3 separate regions of the Homo sapiens genome follow, and regions 1 and 2 are each linked to region 3. Evidence: chromatin contacts called from ENCODE Hi-C or POLR2A ChIA-PET data. All regions are on one chromosome and are shown on one strand. Each heading gives the region's core, a stretch centred on a gene start or an enhancer-like site at or near the end of the contact. The rest is flanking DNA. Distances are from core to core; before and after follow the strand shown. Region 1 overlaps DCTN4 (dynactin subunit 4). Region 2 holds the start of DCTN4 (dynactin subunit 4). Region 3 holds the start of IRGM (immunity related GTPase M).

Region 1 (3,655 bases), core at 89-2,588, 110 kb after region 3:
TGTTATTATTCTTTTTTCTTTGTATTTGTCAGATTGGGTTAATTCAAAAGCCTTGTCTAAGTGTGTCTGTCATTTCAAAAATTGTGATTGTTTATTATTTATGCTGTCTTTCTCTGGAGATTTTTTTTGTCCATAACCTGTATTTTTTTTTTTTTTTTTAATTCCCTTAAGTTGGTTTTCACCTTTCTCTGGTGCCCCTTTGAGTAGCTTTTTGAGTAGCTTAATAGTTGGCCTTCTAAATTTTTTTTCTGACAATTCAGAGTTTTCTTCTTGGTTTGGATCCATTGCTGGTGAACTAGTGTAATCTTTTTGGGGTGTTAAAGAACCTTGCTTTGTCATATTACCAGAATTGTTTTTCTGGTTCCTTCTCATTTGGGTAGACTATGTCAGAGGAAAGATCTGGGGCTTGAGGGCTACTGTTCAGATTATTTTGTCCTACGACATTGTTCCTTGATGTGGTGCTCTCCCCCTGTGGCTTCCTGAGAGCTGGACTGCAATTATTGTTATTGCTGCTCTGGGTCTAGCCACCCGGCCAGAGCTATCAGTCTCCGAGCTGGTACTGGGGAGTGTCTGCAAAGAGTCCAGTGATGCAGTCCGTCTTCAGGTCTCTCAGTTGTGGATACCAGCACCTGCTCTGGTGGAGATAGCAGGAGAGTGAAGTGGACTCTGTGAGGGTCCTTGGTTGTAGTTTGGTTTCGTATGCTAGTTTTCTTTAATGCTGGTTGTGCTAGCAGTGAATTGTCACGTGGACAGACTCAGGACCTCTGGTTAGCCAGGATGTCACAGGTGGTGGAATTAGCTGTTGTTTTCTCCTTTTGAGGGCAGGGTTGTTCTTTTATGAGTTGCTATAATGAGTTGGTTGGCCTCCAGCCAGGAGGTGGCGCTTTCAAGAAAGCATCAGCTGCAGTAGTGTGGTGGGGATACAAGCTTGCCCTAAGGTTGCCTGGATAAGTATTTGGGTTTCCCAGGTGATCAGTGGGGCCATAAAGCTCCCAAGAGTTTACAGTCTTTTGTCTTGGGCTACCAGGGCAGGTAGAGAAAGACCATCAGGTGGGGGCATATCTGAGCTCAGAATCTCCTTGGGCAGGGTTTGCTGCAGCTGCTGTGAAGGACAGTTGTGTGGTTCTCAGGCCAATGGAGTTATGTTCCCAGGGGGATTATGGCTGCCTCTGCTGTGTCATACTGGTGGCCAGGGAAGTAGGGGAAAGCCAGCAGTGACAGGCTTCACCCAGCTCCCATGCAGCCAGCAAGGCCAGTCTCACTCCCACCATGCCCCACCAACAGCATGGGGTTTGCAGGGCCAAGATTTTGGCCCAGGCTACAAGCCTACTTGCTGAAAAAGCAAGCTAGCCTTTTGGACTCCGCCCCTTCCCGACTGCTGTGGCTTATGTGCTCATATCTGTACTTCCCCTTTACGCCTTCCCCATCTTGATTGTGCCCAGGAAAATTTGCTCTCCGTCAAAGTTATTACAAAGTTCACCTGGAAGTTTCTGTCTCCAAGTGGTCCTTCCTCAGTTCCACTGGCAGCACTCCCCAAGGACCCCTGTGAGATTAAAGTCAGAAATGACTTCCCTGGGCTTCACTGGGAACCGGGAGTGCCTACAGGGCTCTTCCCGCTGTTGCTTCTTCTATTTTTATATTTCACTCGGCTCTCTAAATTTTGTTTCAGCACTAGGTAAGGTTAAATTTTTCTCCCATGATCTGGATTTTTAGGTTCTCCAGTGAGGATGTGTGTTTGAAGGTGGATTTTCCCCCTCTTACACATGGGCACTCACAGATTTTCTGCTGTCTCATGGATTTTGCAGCAGCAAGCCACTTCTTTTAAAGGGTCTGTGAATTCTTTCAGTTTTCCTAGTATGTTCCTGCAGTAGTTCTTGGAATAAAAATTCACAGTGTGAGTCTCCACATGTTGTTCTGTCTGTCTGAGGGGAAGCTGCAAGTTAGTCCTGCCTCCTATCTGCCATTTTTTTTTTGCCACCTCATCCTCTTGAGTAGCTGGGACTATAGGCATACACCACCATGCCCAGCTAATTTTTGCATTTTTTTATAGAGACAAGGTCTCACTCTGTTGTCCAGGCTGGTTTTGAACTCCTGGCCCCAAGTGATCTACCCACTTCAGCCTCCCAAAGTGCTGGAATTGTAGGCGTGAGCCACTGTGCCCATCCTGGTTTGAACTTTTTATGATTAATATGTATTGCTTTTATAATTAAAATGTATTTTAAAAATTAAAAAGTGTGATGGAGTTGGGGAATAAAATACAGTATAAAATGCTATGTTCTTAGAAATAAGTGGTCCTGTGGCCATGCAGAAAAAAAATAAGAGCAGTTGTGAGGGGAAATAAGTAATGAAGTTAGAGAGCAAAAAATTTCCAAGCCTCTTCATTGCCCATTTCTTCCCATCCTTGAACTTCAGTTTTCCATTTCACTTCGGAAAACAGATCACATAACGAAGAAAAATTATCTTAGAAGAAAAAGGGCAAACTTGCCCATCTTAATAATTTGTCTTCTCTATTCATTATGTGTCTAGTCAGTGTAGTTGATTAATTTGATATGTTTTCTGTTAGCTTTTTTGTGTACTGAGTCTGTGATTTTCTTACAGATGAACAAATTGATTGAATATTACCAGCAGCTTGCTCAGAAAGAGAAGGTTGAGCGAGATCGCAAGAAACTGGCACGACGTAGAAACTATATGCCTCTGGCTTTTTCGGTGAGAATTTGGTACTAAAATGATTTGCAAGACCTCTAAGGCCTAAGAACAGTGATCATTTCAGAAAATGGCCATTGTCCTAGATTCCTGAATGGTGGATATCAGAGAGAGGGATTCTTCAAATTATAGACGTTTAAGTCCAATAGTTAGGCTTTTGCTATATCATTAGTTCTGTTTGAGTTATTTGTGTTTTGAGGACATTTGTGTTTCTTTCTCCATCACTCCCCTTTATCTTCTGATTATTTCCCCAGAAAGGCTGTTAATTTTGTAGGCACTGCAGAGTTCCACGTACAGCTTTTGTGTATTACAGAAAGTCTGAGAAGAAGGAGGTGGGCAAATGGTAGATTTCAGTCATATTACCCCTGTAGCCCACCTTTGACATCCTGGCAGTAGTGGTTTCTCAGCTTTAGTTATAATTTTTTTAACATCCTCCCCTGTTTCTCCAAGATGAAAAACACTGACTTTTTACATAGTGCACTTGTGTGGTTAAATAGTAATATATGCAAGTAGAATTTTTGATAAGAATTATTTATGAGAGTCATTCTCTACCAGTTTACGTACTGCTAGTAAGAAGAAAGAAATTAGGATTTGGAATTTTTGTTATTTTACCCCGAGTTTTATTTGCTCTCATAGTACAGTTTGTTTTCTGTGTGCTTGCTTGGGGCCCAGCAAATTGACATTCAATAAATAACATTTATTGAATGGCAATGATGTGTCAAGCTCTGTGCTAAATAAACACTTTACATGTATTACTTTACTTAATCCTCACAAAAATCCTGTGGAGTATCATATCCCCATTTTACGCTTGAGGAAATGGGACCTAGTTAAGCAACTTGTCATACTGCATCCACATGAAAATTAGTTAAGTCATTGAAACCCTAAGGGTTGGTAAAGTCCATATAAAAATACCTAGATTAAGCTGGGTGCAGTGGCTCACGCCTGTAATCCC
Region 2 (3,279 bases), core at 763-3,262, 88 kb after region 3:
GGTGAGTCCAGGGCTGGGTAGAGTGAAAAAGCAACACAAGGCTACATTATCAAGCTGGTCACCATTGTGCATAACTAGGACTCGATCCTGCTAGAACCCTGAGCCTTTGAGGATGGAAAGTATCTCATTTATCGCTAGTTCCCTCCCCAGTACCTGGCATGTAGCAGGGACAAGATAATTGGCCACTTAATTATTTAAAATCAGTGCTCTAAAAAGTGTCTGTTTTATGTGGATTCAGCTCAAGTCTCCAGCCTTTCTGTACCTGCAGGCTCTGGGACTTCATTTTAACAGCATAGTCCAGAAAAGGGAATTTAAACTCAGTAGAGACTAGTTTATAAACCAGAAAACCAACGAATTCATTAACCTAAAGAAATAATTGCAAATGAGTTGGCTAGTAATATATTCTCTCCTAGGAGCAGATGTCACCTATGAAACTAAATTAGTGCCAGGCTATTGCTTGGTGAACAAGTAATGACTTTTAGGCTCAATTGGTAAAGCGTGACATAAATTGTGAGATTAGCACTGTATAAGCTGAAAAGGTCTATATAAATGTAAGGTATTATTAACATCACCATATTAGAAAATATGCTGGAGGGAGTATACATAGGGGTTATACCTGCAAGCACTAGAGTCAGAGAGAAAAGGGTTCTACCTCCATCTATGAAACCTTATAGAGGAGTCACTGCACTTCCCTGTGCCTCAGTTTCCTGCTCTGTAAAATAGAAATAATGATAGCCACATGCTTTTTGGAGCTGTTGTAAGAATTAAATTAGACAATGTATGTAAAGTTTTGACACAGTGTGCTGCACTTAATAAGTGCTCAATAAATGTTTGCTAATAGTATTCAGTTCCCTTTCTTCTCAATCACCAACTCTAACGTCAGACAGGTAATAATACAACACTACTACAATTATAAAAATGTAGACCTGGTGGCAGGCAACAGAGGCTCCAGTTTCTGCTAGGCAGTTCTAGGTGGTCATTTTACATACTGGGGAGTCCCAGTTAGAGAAAGGGAGTCAGGCTAGTGGGACCAAGGGATAGCAAGAAGAGCAGATGCACTCTAAGTCTGCCTTTCTTCATGGTGCAGGACACGTAGCCCTCCTGTGCAAATAACTCACAATCTTCCTGCACTCAGCTATCACGAGACACATGCAAGTTAGCTCCCTGTAACCTTGGAGTTCTCGGTACTGCACAGCACTCTGCAGCCCAAGAACCATCGGATAAAATCTCCAGCAAGCCTTTGTTTCCTTGAAGTCAGCTCCTCTCTGGCTGGTCTGCCCATTGCAACCTTTCAACGTATTTTCATACCTTCTCTAATAAATCTGCATTTCTTTACCTAAAACTGTTGATAAATTATTTTCCCACCCATGTAATACCAGTCTCACGTAGTCGCTGCTCACCCAAGAGGCAGACCTGAGCCTTAGTTTACACATTAGAAAAACGTAGACGCCTACCAACATTGTTCATTCATTGATTTCATTCCCTCCTTTTCATACTTATTGAAGGTCCACAATACAGACTTAGACCTAACGCTAACTATGTACTCAAAAACCTGCGTTTCAAATGAGATAATGTATGTGAAAGTTCCCAAAGGCCATTGGCAAGACTCAGAAGACAGTGCTGGTGTGACTCCTGTCTTGCAGTCCCCACGGAGCCCTGTCCCTTTGAGACCTTCCATTTGTCTCCTGGATGCTCGCCTGTTAAGTGGGGCAGAGGAGGCCGTCGTAAATAAGACAAAAGATCAGGCTTCCATTCTGGAAGAAAAGAATAAAAGGAGCTCACTGAGTCCAGACCTAATGGCAGTAAGGGCAGTGGACGCTCACAAAAGCGCTGGGGGACGGGCCCAGAGTTGGGGAGAAAACAGGGATCCCAGCTGCGCACGCGCGCTCTGGTTTTCGACGGGCGCAGAGCCGGACGAGGTGGGAAACCTAACGTCAAAGTCTACGTAGGAAGTCGTAGGGAAGGCAGCGAGGAAGACGCTGGCTCTCGGGTCACGTGATGCGCCGGGAGCGTCATCGCCTCCTCCCTCCCCAAGATGGCGTCCTTGCTGCAGTCGGACCGGGTTCTCTATCTAGTCCAGGGAGAAAAGAAGGTTCGGGCCCCGCTCTCGCAACTCTACTTCTGCCGCTATTGTAGCGAACTGCGGTCGCTGGAATGTGTGTCTCACGAGGTAACAGAGTCGCCCTATAGCGAGTATGTGGGGTGGGGGGGGCGCGGCGTTCATGCTAGTCACTGCCACCGGAAGGCTGGAGCTATTTTCCTTCCTTACTGATTGGTTATGTCTTCCGTCACTCGGGTTTGCCTGCGATTTAATTTGCTTCTAATCTGTCACTTGGAAAGGAGGAGCAGCCTCGGGTGGGACTGAGCGGATCTTCTGGTTCTAGAGCGGCCTCTGATTGGACAAACTTGACTTAGGGACCGTGTCTGTCTGCGATGGGGCTTGGTAATTGGGTGGACTACGGAGAAAGGTCTGGGGGTGCTTAGTTCAGGCCACTTAAGGGGCGAAAAACTGCCTTTCCAGGATTTATTGCGAGGATGGAGGGAGGCGCAGGCGTTCTCATTCATAGTTCTCCCATCCTGAAAGTTCTGTTCCTCTTTTGTCCAGAAACTGGGCCCTCGTCAGACTGCCTTGCCCTGTTCCTGACTCAGGCCAAGGCCTGCAGCCGGGAAGAGGTTGGGGCGGCGTGAGTTATGTGAAAAGCGCTCAGAATACAGTATGTCATGTAAGAAGCTGAAAGTGTATTTATGGAGCTAGAGGACAATGCTGTCCTTCCCTGGCACAAGTGGGCGTCCGAAGTTGGATTTTTCAAAAAGAAGACCCCGGCCAGTAAAAAGTCACCAAATAACAAAACCCCAAAACTTCTGCAGCGCTTGGCACATCTTGTTTATTCAGTAAGCTTTAGGGATTAAAAGGCGAGTAAGACATAAAATGCGCTGTTTAATAAGCCATAGTCTTAGTGAAGAAAAAGCTGATAGTAGTAATAGTTGCTGCTTATTCGATACTTGCTATATGTCATGTGCTTTATGTAATCTTCAAACCAATTTAAGTGGATACTTTTTTTAAAAAATTTTTTTTACAGGTAAAGAAACAGATACAGAGTGTTCGCTGTAAGTCACACAGCCAGTAATTTGGGGGTGGGAAGGAGGACCTGGATTTGAATCTAAACAGCCTAACTCAGAGTGTTTTTTACTGAAGATCCCGGGACTGTTAAAATAAATGCATATGAAAACACATACTATAAGCCATTTTATGTGTTATTAATAACTTATTTTATTGAA
Region 3 (3,769 bases), core at 67-2,566:
GCAAGACTCCATCTCAAAACAAACAAAACCCAATGCTTATGGTGTGGCAAAAAGAGGTTAAGGATGCAGCTAATAGAGTGTGAGGGGCACTTGGGACACTCTGTCGTATCTGTGGGCACTGGAGTAAGCTGCGGAAGTAGAAGAGCAGGTGAGTTAGGATGGACAGGGTACACATGAATCATCTGACTTTTAGCATCCCCAGCCCTCAACGAAGACTGCAGCAGACGATCTTGACTGAGTGTTCTTTGATTGTTTTTATTCAAGCAATGTGCACATTTCTTCAGGGAGCAAGAAAGGTAGGGTCCCTGAGGAACGCCCTGAGGCCGGTTGTGCCTCCGAGTCAGCCTCCAAAGCAGGCATGTGGCCATGAGATGGCTTGAAAAGCAGAGAATGAACCAAGTCTCCTGAAAAGCCCAAGAGGTTTTTGTCTTTCCCTCTTTTACTCTATCCTAATATAGGTCTGCTCCTTCACAAGTTTCAGTACATATTTCAAGACCAAAACCAGACAAGTAAAAGTGACCTATATATTTCTCTGCTGAAGATGGCGCCAGAGGACATAAAACATCCAATTCCCATTGCTTACTTGAAGCTGTGATCATCCCTGTTTAACACTTACCTCATCAGGCGGGGGAGCACACGTGCAGAGCAGTACTGAAATGCTGCAATATACGTGAAGTAAGCCACCAGCCTTTGACCCCCGAGCTTCCATTAAGACTGTCATGTTGGGCCCAACTGAAGTGAGGGAGAGGAGGAGACAGCATACTCAAATGCTCTGCTCTTTTTCAAGGCAGTGATTAGACAATTGCTTATCATTGCATTCGCCAAACCTGGCTCTTGCAGGTTCCACAAGGGGCCAGGTATTTGAGACTGATTAAAAGAAGGTGATGTGATTTCCTACTCCTACCGGAATTGGTGGGTTCTTCGTCTCACTGACTTCAAGAATGAAGCCACGGACCCTCGCGGTGAGTGTTACAATTCTTAAAGGCTGCGTGTCCGGAGTTTGTTCCTTCTGATGTTTGGATGTGTTCAGAGTTTCTTCCTTCCGGTGGGTTCGTGGTTTCACTGACTCAGGAGCGAAGCTGCAGACCTTCGAAGTGAGAGTTACAGCTCTTCAGGCGGCGAGTCTGGAGTTGTTCGTTTCTCCCCGGGGGGTTCGTTGTTTCACAGGTTTCAGGAGTGATGCTGCAGACCTTCACGGTGAGTGTTACAGCTCATAAAGGCAGTGTGGACCCAAAGAATGAGCAGCAGCAAGATTTACTGCAAAGTGCAAAAAAACAAAGCTTCCACAGCATGGAAGGGGACCTGAGCAGGTTACCACTGCTGGTTCGGGCAGCCTGCTTTTATTCTCTTATCTGGCCCACCCACATCCTGCTGATTGGTCCATTTTACAGAGAGCCGATTGGTCTGTTTTACAGAGAGCTGATTGGTCCATTTTGACAGGGTGCTGATTGGTGTGTTTACAATCCCTGAGCTAGACACAAAAGTTCTCCACCTCCCCACTAGATTAGCTAGATACAGAGTATAGATTGGTGCATTTGCAAACCTTGAGCTAGACACAGGGTGCTGATTGGTGTGTTTACAAACCTTGAGCTAGATATAGAGTGCCAATTGGTGCATTCACAATCCCTTAGCTAGACATAAAGATTCTCCAAGTCCCCACCAGATTAGCTAGGCTCAGAGTGCTGATTGGTGCATCCACAAACCCTGAGCTAGACACAGGGTGCTGATTGGTGCATTTACAATTCCTGAGCTAGACACAAAAGTTCTCCATGTCCCCACTAGATTAGCTAGATACAGAGGGTCGATTGGTGTGTTCGCAAACCCTGAGCTAGACACAGGGTGCTGATTGGTGTGTTTACAAACCTTGAGCTAGATACAGAGTGCTGATTGGTGTATTTACAATCCCTTAGCTAGACATAAATGTTGTCCAAGTCCCCACCAGACTCAGGAGCCCAGCTGGCTTCACCCAGTGGATCCTGCACCAGGCCGCAGGTGAAGCTGCCTGGCAGTCCCCGGCCATGCGCCTGCACTCTTCAGCCCTTGGGCAGTGGATGGGACTGGGCGCCGTGGAGCAGGGAGCGGCGCTCATAGGGGAGGCTCGGGCTGTGCAGGAGCCCACGGAGTGGGGCAGGGGAGAGAGGCTCAGGCATGGCGGGCTGCAGGTCCCAAGCCCTGCCCTGCGGGGAGGCAGCTAAGGCCGGGGAGAAATCCAGCACAGCAGCTGCTGGCCCAGGTGCTAAGCCCCTCACTGCCAGGGGCCATCGGGGCCGGATGGCTGCTCTGAGCGCGGGCCCGCTGAGCCCACGCCCACCCGGAACTCGTGCTGGCCCGCAAGCGACGCCCGCAGCCCCAGTTGCTGCCCGTGCCTCTCCCTCCACACCTCCCCACAAGCTGAGGGAGCCAGCTCCGGCCTTGGCCAGCCCAGAAAGGGGCTCCCACAGTGCAGCGGCGGGCTGAAGGGCTCCTCAAGTGCCACTAGAGTGGGCGCCAAGGCTGAGGAGGCTCCGAGAGCCAGCGAGGGCTGCGAGGGCTGCCAGCATGCTGTCACCTCTCACTAGCATGGCCTGGCAGGTCTGTTTCACACACTCATTGTGAACACACACAACACTGCACACAGCCACTCATACCTGGTGTGCACACTCACCCATGCCCAGCCATGTTTACTTACCCCCCCACACACACACTCTCACTCACCCTCGGCATGCACACATACACTTACTTGCATTCTGTGCACAGGCCCACACATACTCACACTGACACACGTTCACACACCCTAACATACTTAAGCTGACATGTGTAAACATGAATACATACATCCCTGTTGCACACACTACACTTGCTCACTCAGGCTGCAACATGTTCACTTACCCCACACACAAACACACAAATTCACTCGTGGTGCCACGTTCACACAAACTTATGTTTGATGCACACATGCTCACACACTCTGTGCACATATATATACACTCATGTAGGCTGACACATGTTCACTCACCTACCCTCATGCTTCGTGTGCCCAGTGCCCACACACTCTCTCACATGACACATGTTCGTACACTCATGCACACACAGAATCTTGCCTCCTGAGTGCCCAGGACAATGGATTTGTCCAAGTCTTTGGCCCTTTTAGAGGGCCCAGGAAGCAGAGAACTGGCTCCAGCTGTCTATCTATGAAATATGAAGAAAGGCCCTAATGGAGGAGATGGATGAGAGAGGCCCTGTTCTCTGGAATGTATATGAGTCTTCAATTTCTCGGTGCCTCACTTGTCTTGGGAAGATTTTATAACCCACCATATGGCGAGAGCAGCAACTGATCATTGACTTCCTCATGCCAGGCTTCATCTGTGGCTGCTATATAAAGTTTCTCCGTTGTAACATTAATTATTTTGGTTTACATAAATAACTAGTTTCTTCTCATCAAATGCTACTTAGATATGGTGGCTTTTAGTTAGTCTGCAAAGAGGAAGAGGTAACCTATGGAATCTGGAGGGAAGGAGGCAGGGTAATTACCAGGTTCGAATGGAGTCCCTCAGCAGCCTAGCAGGAGAATGGAGTGGGGAGGTCTGGCCTTAGGAGTTTTGCCCACATGTCTCTGCATGGATAGCTGGCAGGCTGGTTAAGGTGAGGAATCGAGCACTCCCCTTCCCCACAACATTATACCGGATAGATGCACAAGGGAGTGGAGCAGGAGCACATGCAGGGTAGGGGATGGGCTTGGGCCTGTGGCAGGCCCATTTTCTAACCCAAGTAGTCCCAGAAACTATTGCTT

Evidence for each region. A loop is a pair of places that touch in the nucleus more often than their neighbours do. ChIA-PET counts read pairs that join two places held with the same protein, here RNA polymerase II (POLR2A). Pooled maps may share reads with other maps.
Region 1: a loop to region 3 is called in a map of IMR-90, with 5 times the contacts of the local background. The contact joins the enhancer-like site here to the promoter of IRGM in region 3. A Hi-C loop is called at or near these places in 1 of 168 maps with a recorded cell type or tissue (IMR-90), 3 of 37 single-sample maps with no recorded cell type and 12 of 50 pooled maps. POLR2A ChIA-PET finds 5 or more read pairs at or near these places in 3 of 52 experiments (GM12878, activated CD4-positive, alpha-beta T cell and activated naive CD4-positive, alpha-beta T cell).
Region 2: a map of natural killer cell shows a loop between it and region 3 (21-fold over the local background). The contact joins the promoter of DCTN4 here to the promoter of IRGM in region 3. A Hi-C loop is called at or near these places in 13 of 168 maps with a recorded cell type or tissue (B cell, CD4-positive, alpha-beta T cell, CD4-positive, alpha-beta memory T cell and 8 more), 5 of 37 single-sample maps with no recorded cell type and 18 of 50 pooled maps. POLR2A ChIA-PET finds 5 or more read pairs at or near these places in 16 of 52 experiments (CD4-positive, alpha-beta T cell, CD4-positive, alpha-beta memory T cell, CD8-positive, alpha-beta T cell and 11 more).

Annotation. Positions count from the first base shown.
Region 1 is chr5:150,732,419-150,736,073 of GRCh38, reverse strand. DCTN4 (dynactin subunit 4) reads left to right here. Exons shown (of 13, transcript NM_016221.4): 5 at 2,599-2,706. Among named protein-coding and RNA genes, the nearest start is that of DCTN4, 25 kb to the left of the region's middle. RefSeq lists an enhancer at 916-1,145. Within about 2 kb of position 1,338, at least 12 of the 41 ENCODE cell types and tissues checked have a DNase peak (open chromatin) inside an H3K27ac peak, as active enhancers do; they include GM12878, where a contact is called at or near this core.
Region 2 is chr5:150,757,750-150,761,028 of GRCh38, reverse strand. DCTN4 (dynactin subunit 4) reads left to right here and starts at 2,012. Exons shown (of 13, transcript NM_016221.4): 1 at 2,012-2,170. The coding sequence starts at 2,036. RefSeq lists enhancers at 1,937-2,236, 2,667-2,736.
Region 3 is chr5:150,844,068-150,847,836 of GRCh38, reverse strand. It overlaps IRGM (immunity related GTPase M), which reads right to left and starts at 1,316. Exons shown (of 2, transcript NM_001145805.2): 1 at 617-1,316; 2 at 1-128. RefSeq lists a silencer at 436-730.